2 separate regions of the Homo sapiens genome follow, and region 1 is linked to region 2. Evidence: read pairs that join two places in POLR2A ChIA-PET (ENCODE). Cell type or tissue: Panc1. All regions are shown on one strand.

Region 1 (2,500 bases), 160 kb before region 2:
TGCTGTTGGTGCTCAAAATCCACAAACAATTTTAGAAAAAATATCTTGATTTACTTCTATTATATCTTATACTCCCTGAAGCAAATGTTTATGTTTCTCCTAGTTACTTTTTCCAATTTTAGCAATAAAGATTATTATTGACTGTTCTACCATCTGGGCCAGGTACAAAGGAATATCATACAGTTCCTCTCGAGTAGCTAACTTTCTAATATAAAATTAGAATCTCAAAATAAATGTTTGCTAAACTGAACCAAGATGCACAACAATTATTATTTTGCTTAAGGCATCTTTAAGACAAACTTAATAACTTAAAATGGGATTATGATTATTTATTTCACCATGAAGTTTAAGATGCTCCATCACATTTTCCATCTTGTAAAATGTATTAAGACAGCAGATAGTATGGAAAGTTGTAAATGTATTTAATTGTGGTTCCCCAACCTGCTGCGATTCAGAATCACCTGGTAAAGAACTTGATGAAATACAGATTAACCAGTTCCACCTCAGATCTAATGAATGTGAATCTTGAGGGGAAGATAAAGTTGAATCTGCATATTTAATAAGCTCCCCAGATATAGTCCGTTCAGCCCCACTGGCCCAAAAAAGTGTTCCATATCATGTGACTTCCTAAGTGAAAGCAATGAAGAAAATTAAGCTATGATCTATAACGATAAAAATAAAACTATGAAAATAATTTAGTATTGTTTCTACATTTATTGATACTAATCTGCATTAAATCTTTTCTCACATAAGATAGGCATCCTAATTTATGGGTTAGGAGCTTTATTTTCACTCAGACCTGGGTTTGAATTCTTGCTTTGACATTTACTAACTGGGGGACCTTGGACAAGTTATTTCAATTTTTTTGAATCTTGATTTACTTAGCTATGGCTACAACAAGTCGTAAGAATTAAAACAGACAGCAAGTACTCAATAAATAATGGTAATTAAGGAGGGATTAAAATACTAATCTTTACTCACCATTGAATACTTCATTAAATTCCCCTGGGGGTGCATGAGTGATGAATTTAGCAGCTATGCGTACCTAAAGAGAAACAAAATTTACACTTAGGAGAATTATGAAGAGTAACATATAAAAGGAGAAATAATTAACAAATTATAAATTTTCATCATATCCCTTGAAAAAAATGTTCTGTTTAAACATTTACTGTTTAGGAGTCTTCAAATTTTCTTTTCATAAAGCACCCCAAAGCTGTTACTATCAATATAGGTACATTCTGATTTGGGAATATACGTGTTTTGATAAATCTGAATTCGTCTTTCAAAAACAGGATAATAGTTTTTGACCAAATACATTACATTCACAAAAAGAGAAAGCTATGATCTTGATTATGAACATTTAAGCAAAACTAAATAAAATATTAGCAAATTAAATAGTATACCAATACCAATTCTCCCAATACAAGGACGGTTCAATATAATAAGTTACTGTAACTTACAAATTAAAAGACCAAAACCATGTGATCATCTCAACTCATGCTGAAAAAAAAAAAAAAATTAACACCTACTCCAATATCATAAAAAACCAAAACTATTAATTTTTGGTAGATATAAAATAAACACCTTTAATTTAATAAAGGACTACCTACCAAAATTCTACAACAACCTTAATAATGAAACATAAGCAATGTCACTAACTTTATTAATTTATTTATTTTGAGATAGGGTCTTGGCTGTTGTCCAGGCTGGAGTGCAGTGGCATGATCAAGGCTTACTGCAGCCTCAAATTCCTGGGCTCAAGCGCTCTTCCTGCCTCAGCCTCCTGAGTAGCTGGGGCCACAGGCATGTGCCACCACACCTAACTTCGTAATTTTTATTTTTGTAGAGACAGGTCTCATCATGCCCAGGCTGGTCTCAAACTCCTAGGTTCAGGTGATCCTCTGGCCTCGGCCTCCCAAAGTGTTGGGATTATTGGTGTGAGCCACCGTGCCTGCCCTAAGTCATCAACTTTAAACACAAGGCAAAGATGACTCCTATCACCTCTACTATTCACCACTGTATTAGAGGGCACAAGGAATGCTATGGAAAATATTTCTCCTGTTATTCAACCTAGCCTCTGTCCTCTGCCCCCTGTTGCCATTCTCCCTTTCTGGATATACTATTATAAATGGATGATAAAATGTTAGGTTCTAATCCGCTTATCTCATTGTTTTCCTCTATATTTTATCTTTTTTGTCATTTTATGATTTGTCTGGGGAAAATGCTCTACTCCAATCCATTAATATGCTCTTCGTCTGTGCCCATTTTCCTGCTCCATTTTTTTTTTTTAAGAGACAGGGTCTCGCTATGTTGTTGCCCAGACTGGAGTACTGTGGTGTGATCATAGCTCACTGCAGCCTCCAACTCCTGACCTCAGGAATCTTTCCGCATCAGCCTCCTGAGTAGCTGGGACTACAGGCACTCATCAACAGGCCCAGCATAACAATTATTTTGACTGTTCAATTTTTAATTTCCAAGATTTTTGGTAATTCCTTTTGTC
Region 2 (2,500 bases):
TGGTATGTTCTTTTGTTTTGTTTTGTTTTTGAGACAGGGTCTGGCTCTGTTGCCCAGGATGGAGTGCAGTGGTGTGACCTTGGCTCATTGCAACCATTGCCTCTGAAGCTCAAGCCAACCTCCCACATCAGACTCCTGAATAACTGGGACTACAGGCACTTAACACCATGCCCAACTAATTAAAAATTTTTTTGTAGAGATGGGGTCTCGCTATGTTGCCCAGGCTGGCCTCAAACTGCTGAGCTCAAGGGATCCACCTGCCTTGGCCTCCCAAAGTGCTAGGATTACAGGCATGAGCCACAGCACCCAGCCTGGTGTGTGTGTGTGTGTGTGTGTGTGTTAAAAACTCATTATCTTGCCCAGGCTGGTCTTGAACTCCTGGGCTCAAGCAATCCTCCCAGCCTTCCAGTAGCTGGTGTTTTATCAAATCAAACCCAACAATATATAAAAAGATAATACATAAATGACCAATTGGGTTTATGGAAGGAATGCATAAATGGTTTAATATTTGAAAATCAATCAATGTATTTCACCATATTAACAAGTCAAAAAATCCCATATGATCATGTCAATGAATTCAGAAAAAGTAGCTGGGATTAGAGGCACATGCCACTGGGCCTGGCTGCTTTTGGTATATTAAGAGAAATCTTTACCTAACCCAAGGTTACAAAGATTTTCTGTTACATTTTCTTCTAGAAGTTTTACAGTTTTTTTAGGTTTTACATTTAGGTCGAAAATATATCTTCAGTTAATTTTTGTATATGGTGTGATGTATGGATCAAAGCTTAGTTTTTGCATATAGATATCCAGTTGTTTCAGTACCATTTATTGAAAAGATTACGCTTTCTCCATTGAATTGCATTTGCACCTTTGTCAAAAAATAAACTAAGCACATATTTGAGAGACTGTTTCTGGACTCTTCATTCTGTTTGATTGATATGGTGATATAGTTCTTTATTTCTATTCCAATAAAACGTAGTCTTCATGACCATAACCTTTTTTTTTTTTTTTTGAGACAGAGTCTCACTTTGTCGCCCAGGCTGGAGTGCAGTGGCACAATCTTGGCTCACTGCAACCTCTGCCTCCTGGGTTCAAGCAATCCTCGTGCCTCAGCCTCCTGTGTACCTGGGATTACAGGCACCTGTCACCATGCCTGGTTAATTTTTGTATTTTTAGTAGACACGGGGTTTTGACATGTTGGGCAGGCTGGTCTCAAACTCCTGACCTCAGGTGATCTGCCAGCATTGGCCTCCCAAAGTGCTGGGATTACAGGCATGAGCCATCATGCCCCCAGGCCTGACGACTATAACTTTATAAAAAGCTTTGAAGTTAGATAGTGACATTTTCTAATTTGTTTTTATTATTCAAAGTTGTTTTGGTTATGTTAGGTCCTTTGCATTTCCATACAAATTTTAGAGTTAACTTGTCAATTTCTACAAAAAAGCCTGTTGGAATTTTCACTGGGATTGCATTAAATCTATATATGAATTATTTGGAGAGCACTGAATTCATAGCCATATTGTCTTCTGATTTATAAACACAGTATATCTCTCCATTTATTTAGAACTTCAATTTGTCTTAGCAATGACTTGTAGTTTTTGTGTATAAGTCTTGCACATCTCCTGTCAGATATCTTTACATTTAGTATTTTTGATGCTATTATAAATAGTATTATTTATTAATTTCTACTTCCATTGCTAATATAAAGAAATAAACCTTTTTTTTTTTTTCAAGAGGGAGTCTTGCTCTGTCACCCAGGCTGGAGTTGCAGCCTGAACTCCTGGTCTCAAGCAATCCTCCCACCTCAGCCTTCTGAGTAGCTAGGACTACAGGCACATGCCAGGCATGGAGTTTGGTGATTTAAAAAATTTAAATTTAAATTTAAAAAATTTTGGGGGCCAGGCACAGTGGCTCACACCTGTAATCCCAGCACTTTGGGAGGCCCAGGTAGATGAATCACTTGAGTCCAGGAGTTTGAGACCAGTCTAGGCAATGTAGTGAAACCTTGTCTCTACAAAAACAAAAACAAAAAAAAAATTAGCCACTCAGGAGGCTGAGGCAGGAGGATCATTTGAGCCTGGGAAGTAGAGGTTGCAGTGAGCTGAGACTGCACCACCAACTCCAGCCTGGGTGACAAGTGAGACCCTCTTCTCTCTCTCTCTCTCTATATATATGTGTGTGTATATATATATATATATATGTGTATATATATATGTGTATATATATGTGTATATATATGTGTATATATATATGTGTATATATATATAAAATTTTTGGAGACAAAATTATATATAAAAATGATATATATAATTTATTATATAAATTATTATATAAAATTGTTAAAATTATTATATAAAATTATATATATATAATTTTTGGAGACAAAGTCTCACTATGTTGCTCAGGTTCGTCTTGAACTCCAGGGCTCAAGTGATCCTCCCACCTCAGTCTCCTGAATAGCTGAAATTATAAGCGCAAGCCACCATACCTGGCTTTTGTC

The links. Peaks named below come from ENCODE experiments on the same cell type or tissue, not always from the same donor. Only the 100,000 strongest peaks of a DNase experiment are listed, where the experiment ranks them.
Region 1: POLR2A ChIA-PET joins it to region 2 with 8 read pairs; 4 of 35 experiments call an interaction of 5 or more read pairs at or near these places.

Annotation. Positions count from the first base shown.
Region 1 is chr1:112,645,755-112,648,254 of GRCh38, reverse strand. It overlaps CAPZA1 (capping actin protein of muscle Z-line subunit alpha 1), which reads right to left. Exons shown (of 10, transcript NM_006135.3): 2 at 982-1,045. Among named protein-coding and RNA genes, the nearest start is that of CAPZA1, 27 kb to the right of the region's middle. In Panc1, no CTCF peak of the experiment used is centred here; no DNase peak of the experiment used is centred here; H3K27ac peaks cover 817 bases.
Region 2 is chr1:112,483,973-112,486,472 of GRCh38, reverse strand. It overlaps a transcript of WNT2B not described here. Among named protein-coding and RNA genes, the nearest start is that of MIR4256, 23 kb to the right of the region's middle. In Panc1, no CTCF peak of the experiment used is centred here; no DNase peak of the experiment used is centred here.